Regions from separate parts of the Homo sapiens genome. Here all the other regions are linked to region 3. Evidence: chromatin contacts called from ENCODE Hi-C data. All regions are on one chromosome and are shown on one strand. Each heading gives the region's core, a stretch centred on a gene start or an enhancer-like site at or near the end of the contact. The rest is flanking DNA. Distances are from core to core; before and after follow the strand shown. Region 1 overlaps MMRN1 (multimerin 1). Region 2 holds the start of MMRN1 (multimerin 1). Region 3 holds the start of CCSER1 (coiled-coil serine rich protein 1).

Region 1 (4,349 bases), core at 497-2,996, 200 kb before region 3:
TGGTATGGAAACCTAAGAAAGATTTTTTTTAATGAGATATAAATTCACTAAAATTCTGAAATAATTTGAAATATCTACATTTTATTATATATACTGAAGTCTTTGACTGAATATTCCATTTGGTTGATAAACATGATGTCTCTAACTATAGCCTAACATATTCATTTTTAGTTAAAGTGAGTCATATTAATTTACTTCCATTGTGTTATCTACTTCAAGAATAAAAACGCAGTTAGGGGATCAAGATAGCTAGTTGCATGGTTGTCTCAATACTATTGATGGAGACATTGAGGATAAATCTGAAGTGCATTATTATCCCCCAAATTTTCTAGGTTATGGTGTAAAATCTATTAAATATATCCTAAAACATTCCAGCTATTATTAATATTAAAGAATAATAATTTATATATGTGAATAGGCTTTGCCTGAATTTTGTGCTCTTCAAACAGTGGGCTTAAAAGCAGGCTATGTTTCTTTCTGGAGGATCAACAGGATAATCCATTTCCTGCTAATCCAAGATGCTGGCAGAATTCATTTTCTTGCAGTTGTAGGACTGAGGTCTCTGTTTTCTTGATGTCTGTAAACTGAGGCCCATTCCCAGCTTCTAGAAGCCACTGCATTTCTTGACTCATCATCCTCCATCTTTAAAGCCAGCTACATTGTGTTGAGTTCTCCCTGCATCTTTCTGACTATGTAACTCCGTTGGACCTACCTGGATAATCAGAAAAATCTCTCTATCTCAAGGTGCTTAACTTTAATCACAGTTGCCAAGTCCCTTTTGCCATGTAAGGTACATATTCATGGATACAGGGAATTAGCATATGGACACCTTGGGGGAAAGGGGTGTGTATTATTCTGCCTACCACAGAGATTTATGTATAGTGAGTAATTGTTATGATAGTGTTATACACAGGATACAATGGGACCACTTGACACTTGCAACAAATCCAATCTAAGGGGACCAGGGAAAGCGTCTAGAAAGAGAAACCATCTCAATTGATGTTAACCATGCAGAAAGGTTTCGGGTAGGGCAAGGATGTTCTAGGCATGCAGTTAGTTTGATTCCTGGGAGCGTCCCAGTCGGGTTTATTGTATGAAACTTGTCTGTTTGCAAGTTTCAGGATTACTGTTTTTTTTCCTTTTGCTTTATTCATTAAAAAACTCAGTGTACAACCCAATTTTTATCATTCACAAGTTATCTTTTCTCTATTGATTTAAAAAAGATAAATAGGTGGATATTTAATATATCATCTACCAGTATGGATGCTTACATAGCTCAACAACAATTATGTTTTTTAATCATATAAATAATTGCTGCTACTCAACCACTAAAAGAAAGACCCTGTCCTACATATCTGGTATGGCCCAACCTTACCAATGCTGAGCATGAGAAGGAAACATTTTTCCCCCCTGAAGTGACAGCATGAGAAAGAAGTCAAATAGAAACAGTATGTAATTGACTATAACCATCTGAATGAGATTTGTTTAGCAAGATTTGGTTCTCATGACCTAACAGAATTAGCCTGTCAACTGTTTTTTTGTGACCTACCAGCCTACTACAAAGATTCTGGCACTGACACAGGAGAAAAATCACACACTCACAGCAACAGCATTAATAATGAAACTCCCTCCGCAATAGGAGGAATTAATTGTGTACTGAGCACAGTCATTAATTATAAGAACCAGAGGGCTTGTAGTTAATGAATATTCTTACAGGAAACAAAAACTAAACCCACCTCCAAGGTGCTGTGCTTGCCTAGCGAAACCACAGCTTCCTCCCTAGTTTACTTTACATCCAAGGTGAAAAACACTGCGTAATCTGACAGTAGCCATAGAAACTGTTGAAAATCAAATGTCTCAACTCCGTAAGAGGAGGTGGATACCTTAAGAGGTACCTAAATGTTATTAAAAGGCCATACATTCACAATTACAGAAGGTGAATGCTAAGGTATCTGATATCAAATATATCTGGTAAGTCACCAAATGTAATATGCTTCTAAGAAAGTGGAAGCATATGAGTCACAGGAAACAGAAACAAACAGAATTAAAATGATGTGCCCACTCAACTATTAACATAAAGCACTTTGACATGTTCTTGGGAAATCAGATTCTTGTACAGATGCTTGTTTAGTAACAAATTGTAGAAATGTTACCTGAAAAGCTTCTGATCCCAAAACACATTTTTAAGCTAATAATATGTTTAATATCTTTTCAGACATTGCTGTGATTTTGCACTTTCTTCAAAGTATTTTTCCATAAAAGTGTTAAAGTGTAACAGCTAAAGTAATTTACATTACTCATTTTCATTGTTTTTTCTCCCAATTATGTTGATCAAGATTTTGTGCTGAGTTTTTGCTTATTGTTTTTCTTATTAGGACTTTTAGGCATGTAGTTTTTTGTTTGCTGAAGTTAAACATTTATTGTCATTGTCCACAACTAATAAATTCAATAAAGCCTAAATTTTATTGTACCTTTCAATCTTGAAAAACTGTAAGATTATAAATTTAAAGAAGGTCGAATCTGAACCTTAAATATTTTATTATATTTCATCAAGCTTTTGATGTCATGAGAATTAGAGTCATTTTTAACTAATGGGAAATGACTAAATGTTCTTATAGAAAGAGTAATATTAATATTACTATTGAATAGTACCTTACACTCAATGATACTTACATATTCTTTTTTGTAAGACCAGAAATCGAATTTTCTAAATTTTACTTACTCTATATAGCATATAGAATGTATTTCATCAATATTTATTGAATAAATGGGTGACTGGTTAAATGCTAAGCAAAATGTAGAAGATAAAAATGCTTTAAAGCCTTTCTGGTGTGATTATCCATGTTATTTGATACAAAAGCTAGGACTATTTCTGTATAATTTATCTTAATTGTGGCTAGTTAGTCTTTTCTAATTCATTTAGCCTTTCCTTAGTACTTTAAGGCTGTGTGTCATATTGATTACTATTCTATATTTCATGTTTTGTTTTCTTTTTTCCATTACATACAAATTGATCTTTGGACTTTTAAACTTACTTTAGTTTCCACTAAGTTTATAAAAAGTAAAATAAAATATCTTTCCCATTTTATTTTCATCTGGCAACATGGATCTTTAGGGTGCAGGATTTCCAGAGAAATGTTTATCCATCTAAATTTTCATATTTACAGCTTCGTTTTTGTACAAAATTGTCAATATCAAGATGCTCAAACAATACATCATTCTATTTTTAATAATCACTCTTTCACATATTTTTATGTAAGTCCCTCATGTATGTTAAAAACTTACTTACAAAATGGAGACATGTGGAGCCTATTTTTTTAATCCTAGGATGATCTTTCTTTAATAGACTACATAGTAGCTATAATTGATGGCAATATCCCATTGTACAGACTTTCCTGTCTAAAATGCTTTGCATTGTATTGTGTGTATTTTACATTATAGTCATTGATTATTGTGTTAGTCCATTTTCATATTGCTATTAAAAAAACCTGAGACAGGGTAATTTATATAGAAAAAGAGGTTTGATGGACTCACAGTTCCACATGGCTGGGGAGGCCTCACAATCAAGGCAGAAGATGAAGAAGGAGCAAAGCCACGTCTTACATGGTGGCAGGCAAGAGAGCATGTGCAGGGGAACTGCCCTTTATAAAACCATCAGATCTTGTGAGACTTATTCACTATCATGAGAACAGCATGGGAAAAATCCCTCCCCATGATTCAATTTATCTCCCACTGGGTCCCTCCCACAATGCATGGGTATTATGGAAGCTACAATTCAAAATGAGATTTGGGTCAGGACAATGCCAAACCATATTATTTCACCCCGGCCCCTTCCAAATCTCATGTCCTCACATTTCAAAACCAATCATGCCTTCCCAACAGTCCCCCAAAGTCTTCATTCATTTCAGCATTAACTCAAGAGTCCACAGTCTGAAATCTCATCTGAGACAAGGCAAGTCCCTTCTGTCTATGAACCTGTAAAATCAAAAGCAAATTAGTTACTTCCTAGATATAATGCAGGCACAGGAATTGGGTAAATACAGCCATTCCAAATGGGAGACATTGGCCATAACAAAGGGGCTACGGGCCTCACGCAAGTCCGAAATCCAGTGGAGCAGTCAAATATTAAAGCTCCGAAGTGATCTCCTTTGACTCCATATCTCACATCCAGGTCACACTGATGCAAGAGGTGGGTCCCCATGGTGGTGGGCAGCTCCATCCCTGTGGCTTTGCAGGGTACAGCCTCTCTTCCAGCTGCTTCCATGGGCTGATTTTGAAGGTCTGTGGCTTTTTCTCATGCACAGTGCAAGCTGTCAGTGAATCTACCATTCTGGGGTCTGCAGGAGAGT
Region 2 (4,516 bases), core at 1,755-4,254, 230 kb before region 3:
TGCTGAAAAATCCTATTAATCTGGTGGAAGTTAGCCCATACCCCCAACATTTTACAAAGAATAAGTCTTGCAGCTATAAAAATGCTTTGAATAGTACACAGCACCATCTACAGTGAACTCCTCAATCTAAGATTCTCTTTTAACTCACATTTATATTTTCTTTTAACTTAATAATCTTTTTTTGTTTTTTTTTCTTGTGGTTAGAAAATTAATTCATATGCATTATAAGGTGGAAAAGAACCAAACCCATTATCTCATCACCTACAGACAACCCATGTTGCAGTATATAGTGAATCCTATGTTTATGATACAATGAAAAATGACATAAAAATCTCCTGATAACTCATAATATAATAAATTTCATGATTTTTATCTTATAAAATATTCATGGTGAACAAATGGCAAGATGGTAAAACATAATTTAATATGAACAACCAAGTGGGAAATGGGAGGTATAGCAAAATGACAGGGTCCAGTTATACAAAACTGATGATATAGTTTAATCCAACAATAGTATTTTAGTATCTAGTATCTAGTATAATAGTATCTAGAAGAATGAGTAAACTGAGTACTCTTCAGCCAGTCATCTCAGCAATATTATTTTTCTTAATTGTTATTTAATGAGTATTAATTAGTCTCAGAAAGAAGAATTTGAGACAAGGTCTCTGACAATTTCTGGAGTATTTTATACCTCTAATTAAGGGCTGATCCATATACCCAAAATCACTAAATGAGCTTGAGATTCTCTGGGGAGTTAAAGTGCAAGATGGCTTAGTAGATCAATAGTGAGATACAGAACCTTTAGCCTTTTGATTTCAGGGTCCCTTGTAAGCTAGGATAGGGGTGAGCAAAAGTCATTATTGGTCAATACCTTATAAGTGGTTAAATGAATTGCTTAGCTTTGTTCAGTTTTTATTATCATTGGATAACTATTTGTTATCAGTTATAGATCCAATGGGTGACATTTTACCACTAAAGTTCACTTGCCAGACCAGGTTTGAACAGTCTTTCAAACTGTAGAAGAAAACAAAAAATCAGTGAATGTCATTATTTTGGCAGTTTTGTAAATCTTCAAGACAGTCCATTCATCTATTTTTACTAAAGCTAGGAAAATTGGTGTAAAATTGAATATAAATAGGAACATTTTTCCTAAATTTTATGAAATTACTGCTCTTCCATAAGCCAAAGCTAGTTTCTTCTGTGTTTTCCAGATAAAGACACTGTAAAGCCTTTTTCTTTCTACTGAAAACCATGTTTGTATTGTGACAGTTGTGCAGTTTCATTGCTCTTTTGCTCTTTTTAGTAACTAATCGTTTCCTGGATTGTCTCTGCTGGACCTTTTTGCTCCTTTACTAAGGCAAGGTTTGTGGATTGTTCTGTGGTATATCTGAGAAACGGATGCTTTTTACTCCATATCAGAGTCGATTGGGGTTGCTGATGATTGTCTTAGTTTAAATAAATACTCTCTAGTAGGTCAACAATACACTTACGGAAATAAATGGCAAAGATTGAGGGAAGAAAAAAATATTAATCCCAAGTAGTTAGTAGCTCAAGGAAGAATTAGGCCTTATTTCAAATCCTGGTGCACTGTGTCCAGGAATAAGGACTAGAGAAAATATCTACAATAAAACATAACCAAGCAGGCATTAGATTTCCAATTCTCTAATTTTGAAAGACGGAACTTAATAATCTAATAACAAAAAATAAAATCTAATAATAGTTTAACAATCAATGACTGAATATTTAGCAAGAGCATAATGCCTGGCACAGAAGTTGACAGAAAAATGGGTTACACATGGATTTAGCTTCCAAATAACATAACAGACATTTAGCAAATTGACAGCAAAGAATATTTTTGTTTTCCTTATAATCCTAGCACATAAGAGAGTGCTTTGCACAGAATGAGGGGTTATGTAACTACTGAATTCATGAATACATAAATAAATGAATGAGTGAATGAATGAATGAACTATTATAACTTAGTTTGTATATCTATTTAAACAGACTGATATGAAATTTTATAGATAAGAGGTTAATTGAAATCTGAGGATCAGAGATTTGCTGGAGAAATTAAATGATAAATCTCATGAAACATCTCTACCAGAAAAAAACCCATAGAAAACTCAGATAAATCTGGTTCTCTGCTACCTACAACTGGCATAATTTTGTCCTACAGTAAATGTATAAAAGCATTCTATATGATCCCATTTTAATTTATTTTTATGTGACTCCATTTTTTCTTCATCTATCCCTTACTAGTAAAATATTGGTTACCCCCAACCATCAGACAATCGTGATTGGAAAATAAAGGAAGTAAAATTCTGATTATTTATTCCATTAGTGGGTATCTCTGGTAGAAGTTCCAGGAGCAAAATTTAAAGTGACTTCCTGGTATACCTGTCTAATTCAATTACTTATGCTTTCCTTTTCTGTTATTACTTATAATCATTGAGATTAAGTAATGATACAGCTGAAGTGTATTTATAAAAATAGAAAGATATACATGTATGTAGATAGATGTTTTATAATTCAGAGTATATGTACTATATGAAAGGATAGAGACACTGTAAACAAGCTTTTGATTATGTGTATGCATGTGGATATACACTTGAACAAAATGCAGCTTTCTGGATAGAGCACAGCAGATAAGTATCATAAAAACTTTTCTCAGTGTCTTTATGTAGTAGAACAAAATGTTAAAACTGTATTCAGCCTATATCAACAAAATTTTGCACTCTCTATCGTGAACCTGAAATTTCTCTTTGAAATCAGTGAAACGTGAAACCAGGGTGTGCTCAGGAAAAGAAAGTTACTTCATATTTTTTCATGGGTTTTCCTGATAATAATTGCCTGTGCTTTCCCATTTACCCTTAGCTTTGTCAGAGACCCTTCAGCACTTCCATAGAGCCATCCCACTAGAGGTCACAGATCACAAAAACCCTACAGAAACAGGAAACCGAACTTCCTGAGTACGCTACAAAACACAGAAACCTGTTTCCTCTACACATCTCAAACTGGCAAAACTCAGTCTTAGCAGATTCAGTGTGGAAGCAGCTATCAAAAAGGCCATAAGGATTTTGTCCCCAAATTTCACATGAGCTACCTTGCTTCAAACTACTGAGATGAAGGGGGCAAGATTATTTGTCCTTCTTTCTAGTTTATGGAGTGGGGGCATTGGGCTTAACAACAGTAAGCATTCTTGGACTATACCTGAGGATGGGAACTCTCAGAAGACTATGCCTTCTGCTTCAGTTCCTCCAAATAAAATACAAAGTTTGCAAATACTGCCAACCACTCGGGTCATGTCGGCGGAGATAGCTACAACTCCAGAGGCAAGAACTTCTGAAGACAGTCTTCTTAAATCAACACTGCCTCCCTCAGAAACAAGTGCACCTGCTGAGGGTGTGAGAAATCAAACTCTCACATCCACAGAGAAAGCAGAAGGAGTGGTCAAGTTACAGAATCTTACCCTCCCAACCAACGCTAGCATCAAGTTCAATCCTGGAGCAGAATCAGTGGTCCTTTCCAATTCTACACTGAAATTTCTTCAGAGCTTTGCCAGAAAGTCAAATGAACAAGCAACTTCTCTAAACACAGTTGGAGGCACTGGAGGCATTGGAGGCGTTGGAGGCACTGGAGGCGTGGGAAATCGAGCCCCACGGGAAACATACCTCAGCCGGGGTGACAGCAGTTCCAGCCAAAGAACTGACTACCAAAAATCAAATTTCGAAACAACTAGAGGAAAGTAAGAAATCTTCTTTTCTTTTTGTTCTTTCTCTGTCTATCAGGTCTAGAAGATTGCAAGTGAAATTTACCTCACTCCCAGAAAATTATTTCAAATTCAAGATGAAATTGGATCATATTTATAATTTCACCATTTCAGTTAGATAAAGTTATTGTTAATTTATCTAATAGGGAAAAATGAAGAAATAAAATGCAGCAATTTTGTTTTAACTGAAATAATCATTCACTTTTCTACTCACTTATAGAGGTAGTTTTACTTAGAATAGTCATTGCCAAGCAAACTAGCACCACGGTGGCTGTTAGTTTAATTCAAGGATATGTTGATTGTGTTCCCAACCATATTCACAATATGAAAGACAAAAATAAACAAATAAATAAAATTGGGGCTTGAACAGATGTGAAAATTGGAATAGCAGTATTATAAAAAGTAACAGTTGTCAAAGATCGAAACAAGCACACCAGGGGTGCAATCCTGGCTTCAGTATGGTCTAGTTCCATGATTTTGAGCAACTCAGTTGATGTCTGTGAACCTCAGTTTCTTCATATGGAAACTACAGATTTAATACAAGGAATGTCAATAAAAATAAAACTTTGCAGGGTTCTCGTTCAGATAAAAATGAATGAAAAGTGCTTAGATGCATGCTCCTCACAGAATAGGTGCTCAACAACTCAAATTTTGCTAGTACCATGATTATTTTGAGTTGTGTTGCCATCATGAATATGATGAATCAGAAAACTTATTTTTCAAATTAATTTTAATTTAAAGTTAGAG
Region 3 (4,559 bases), core at 1,460-3,959:
TTAACTTCTAAAATGTGGTTCATTATAATTTATAAATGGGGTTTCTAGTGCAGATTTTTTTCAACAAAAATACAAAATCATTAAAATGAATAAACTTTTCAGGAGTATGTTTTAAGTTATATGTTTCACATGTCTTTCTGGTCTAGTGCATATAAATTCTAGCCTTTATTTGGAAAGAAAAATTGTCAGAAAATTAAGCAAGAAATGTTGGCTTCCTGTAATACCGTAATGAATAAAGGCAATTGACAGCTTTTCATGGTTCTCAGTAATTATGAATGGAACTGAGAGTGTAAAAATTACTATCATTTGTGGTTACCAAAAATGCCCTTGAAATATCTGGTCTAATATATAATTTTGAAGTATGCAATATACAGTCATAATCAAATTATTGTTATTAATGACAATTAAATAGAGAACCAGGACACTGAAAACACCACAAACTTGCTGAATATGATTGAGTATCATCCCTTTAGGAGGACATAACCTTTTAAAATGTCTGTTTACGGCTCTCAAACCACCTATGTATTCACTAGATGCAAATGTTCAGTAATATCTCCTCTACAAAATTTCGTTTTACAATGACACCAGGTTTCTTTCAGAAAGGACTGTGTAGGAAAGTTTTCTTTTTCCATTTATGAGTTCAAGTATGTTAAGACTTTTTAAATTGTTGACCAGCCCTAAAAAACATTAACATTTCATAAATCGCTCTTGCATTGTAAAAAGAAGGAGGGAGGTAGAAGAAAAATGCCAAAGGATTGTAGGTCAGCTTATTTCATAAACAAAAGCTCTAAGGAAAGTCCTGAGATTTTTAAGTAAGCCAGGCCTTCTGAATGGGACATGATATGGACAGTAGAATAAGACAGATTGAGTTCCATTGACATTATTTATTCTTTGTATGATCTTAGGTTATCTACACACACTTTCAAAATTTAACTTTCTTGGTCTGTAAAATTGAGGAAATAATAATAGCTGTCCCATAGGGCACACTATCAATCCCAATATGCTTTGTTAGTCCATTCATTTTTCCAGTGCTTAATCAAAGAAGCTTTAATGGCCTATATACTTATATTATTGATATATTCACGCACCTGTCCCAACTTGCTGTCCTTTCCAATATCACTTTGTTTTTATCACACTCCTTAATATCACTTCTTTGTTAGGTCTTGATCACATGCTTAAATCATTTTTAATGTTTGCTAAACTCTGTATGAGAGATTGAAGAATTACGAGACAGGAACATCAATGTGAAAGGGTAAAATATGTGGAGAATATATAAGGTGCCAGCATATGACAAAACCCTAAAGATGTACGATGGTCACAAGCCATGGAAGAAGATAGGACAACTGAATTGTCAACCTTGCCGCCTCCTCCGTAGCCTCCTAAATCTTATCTTCCTTTTGTCTAATTTATGAAAAATGTTTCCTATAATTGTCTCCCAAAAGCAGAGTTGTCCCCATGCTGTAATATACATTGACCACTCAGATTCATTTAAAAAATACATCTTGCTTTTATTCCCAATATAACCACATTTCAGAAGTTAGATCATAGCCAGTTAGATTACACAGAGCGTGCGCACGCGCACGCGCACACACAAACACACCTTGAAAAAACTGTAGATCACTTGATTTCTGGAAGTTTTTCTCAATACCTCAGTGCACCTGATCACAACATCTTGTAATCTGGGCAGAAGGTAAGGGAGGTGATGTTAGGCGTACAAACTTAATATTGGGGATGCATTTTCTACCTAGAAATGGTCCTACATTCTACCAGAATGGGTTAAAAACAGATGCGCGCGCGCACACACACACACACACACACACAGAATTAAATGCACTACATTTGCTGTATTGCCTGCTAAAGGCATAAATATACTGGAGTGGAGATAAAGAAGGGGATGGATGGGAAAGAGTTCAGTACTTAGTGTAAACCTGAAAGGAAATGAGGCAGTGCAAGGGGAGAGAGGATCAGGGGAAAATAAATTATGTAGGCAACAGAACCATGCATCAAAAGTCTTTTCGATTTCTAAACTGGCAAATTTTCTCCAGGGGACCATCAGTCAAATGATGTCAAATTGAGCTGATTCTCTTGTAATGCCTGTATTGTGTAGGGCCTTCCTTGTAGGAACACAAGTTCCACTCTCGGACACAGTCGCAGTGCTTGCATTATCTTACAGAATTGATTGCTGCAAATGGTTCCTGGGAGGTGTGACCTGCTTAAAGGAAAGAAGCTAGGTTTCTTTTCTTGTTACTGAGGAATGAAGACACTTGTCAGGATGTGAATTGTGTGGGTGAGAAGGAAAAGCGGCGAAAGAATCTGGTAATTCCTTCCCTTACAGGAGGAAGAGAAAAAAGATAACATCGGAACCTTGGAGAGGAGAAATACAGTGCATTTATTTCCAGCATCCCCGCAGTCACTTCACGTCTCTTCAGACTTCCCCTATTCTTTAGTCTTGACCTGCCTATGCACTTGAACTCCACATAAGCACTAGGATGGACTGGGGGAAAAGGCCAGGTCAGCACGGTGGGATACTGCTTCCCCTAAAATGAAAACTCAGCAGCGGGCCAGCAGTGGGTGTGCGCGCGTCGATGCCAGAGGATGCGTGCGTGGAATCCGGCGGACGCAGTGGGCCGGGCACCGCCCTCCAAGCCGCCCCGCCCAGCCCACCACACTCCTCCTTGTATAAAGGCCGCGCTTGGGCCCGCCCTCCTCACAGCCCCGGAGCGCGGCCTGCCGGGGAGGTGGATCTCGCGCTCCCCACACAGTCACACTCCGCGCACTCACACACTTGGAAGCGCCTCCCCACGTCCCTCCCCTGCCCTCCTCTTGCTCTGCTCTTCTCTCCCTCACCACAAATAGTCGCCGACCTACTGCCAATCCGCCTCTCCTCTCTCTCTCTCTCTGTCTCAACATGACTGACTGGGAAGCGGTGGCTCGGGCAGAGCAGCTCCGCTGGCGCAGGCAGGAGGAGCAGGAGGATTATTAAATAACGCAGCTGGACTCTGTGCAACTGGGAGTGGAGAGGAGCCCAACAGCCGAGAAGGGGAGGGAGGGCAGAGGAGGGGGACCAGGAAGGACACCCCCGTGCCCCGAAGACATAAATCCCTGAGTGCCCGGGAGGAGCCTTAACAAGCGCACGGAGCCCTCAAGGTAGTAACGCCCCTGGTGCCTCAGCGCTCAGCGGGTCGCGCGTCGCGTCGCCGCTTTGCGGGGCCGGCCGCAGGCGGACGCGGGGATGACCGCTCGGCAGGTGACCGCGCCGTGTCGGGGCCGCCTGCGAGCAGCGCGCGCCCAGGCCCGGCGTGCTCGGCGCAGAGACCTGGCCTTGCGGGCGGGGTGGGAAGGAGGCGGGCGGGCTCGCTCACCACCGGCCCGCGACTCCCAGTGCGCCGCGTGGCCATTTCCTCCACGCTGCTGCGTGGTTTGCTGCCTGCGGCCGCGGCGGCCGCTCCAGGGCGATGCGGAGCGCTGGCCAAGGCGGCGAGAGTTGGCGCAGGCTTCGGGTCGCTCCCCTTCCTCGCCACTCGCGTCCCGCAGGTAGAGGCGACCGGTCAGCGCTGGCGCCCCGGGCTGCGGGTGCTGAGGCGGGGACGGCGGCGAAGAGGGGGAAGGGGAGGAGGGGGCGGGGAGCCAGGGGCTCCCGGAGGAACCGCAGTGCGGGGCCGGGACCACCTCTTGCCTCCGCCTGCTTGTCCTCTGGCGCCAGTTTCCTGGATTGGAAGCAAGACCCTGCCCAGAGGCAGCAGTAACGGCAGCGACTTAGATTGAACCACTTGCTTTGTGGTGGAGCGTCAAGGGCCCCAGGTTGTGTGCGTGTGTGTGTGTGTGTGTGTGTGCGCGCGCGCGCGCGCTCTGGACTAACCAGTGGGTTGGTTCACCTGAGCAGAAAGTCAGCCGTAAGCTGAAACCGCATGTGGCCCCCTGGCCCCTTCGACTTTTGGCTTGTGTCCCAGGGACTCGTACACACGGTGCCAGCAAGGGGTAAGGGTGACGGAGGGATTTGTGAATGGTGCTTCTGCGTGCGTGGAGGCTGAGCCTTGCTGATGTAAAGGAGGAGGTATCCAGAGTGAGAAGAAAGGCTATTTATGGCAAAGAGTTGTGAAATTTCTTGGGGTTTCCTTTTAGTGTATCCTGAACTGCTCTCTTTCTCTCTCTCTCTCTCTCCTCTCCCTGCCTCAGAATTAGAAGCAATTATGCTTCCCCTTCCTCTCGTGGGACATGGAATATGAAATGAAGTAAAAAAAAAACTCATATTTTTACAGGTAGAAAAAAATACTTCTTAGAAGTTACAGATTCTTTGCCCTTTAATGTTTTTATGTCCTCTTCTCCACCCCTCTTACCTTTTCAGGCAGTCAGTAGGACTTACAAGTCAGAAAATACCTACTTGGTTTCAACAGCTTTCATTTCTGAAATCTTTACAGTTGAATACCTTCCTATTGAAATGTAACACACATCCTCCCTTCTCTGCCCCTCAAGGACTATTAAAAATAATGTGTACACGTTTAAAGTAAAGCTGGTTTTATTAACAGCCTTAGGGAAAACGGATAAGAGGACACCTAGGT

The links. Hi-C counts contacts between places; a loop is a spot of excess contacts on that map. Pooled maps may share reads with other maps.
Region 1: a pooled map shows a loop between it and region 3 (6-fold over the local background). The contact joins the enhancer-like site here to the promoter of CCSER1 in region 3. A Hi-C loop is called at or near these places in 13 of 37 single-sample maps with no recorded cell type and 4 of 50 pooled maps.
Region 2: a loop to region 3 is called in a map with no recorded cell type, with 9 times the contacts of the local background. The contact joins the promoter of MMRN1 here to the promoter of CCSER1 in region 3. A Hi-C loop is called at or near these places in 2 of 37 single-sample maps with no recorded cell type and 1 of 50 pooled maps.

The regions. Positions count from the first base shown.
Region 1 is chr4:89,928,070-89,932,418 of GRCh38, forward strand. The region is part of intron 5 of MMRN1 (multimerin 1); the gene reads left to right. Among named protein-coding and RNA genes, the nearest start is that of MMRN1, 35 kb to the left of the region's middle. Within about 2 kb of position 1,747, at least 3 of the 41 ENCODE cell types and tissues checked have a DNase peak (open chromatin) inside an H3K27ac peak, as active enhancers do.
Region 2 is chr4:89,891,850-89,896,365 of GRCh38, forward strand. MMRN1 (multimerin 1) reads left to right here and starts at 3,005. Exons shown (of 8, transcript NM_007351.3): 1 at 3,005-3,745. The coding sequence starts at 3,123.
Region 3 is chr4:90,124,685-90,129,243 of GRCh38, forward strand. It overlaps CCSER1 (coiled-coil serine rich protein 1), which reads left to right and starts at 2,710. Exons shown (of 11, transcript NM_001145065.2): 1 at 2,710-3,147. RefSeq lists silencers at 3,268-3,467, 3,578-3,827.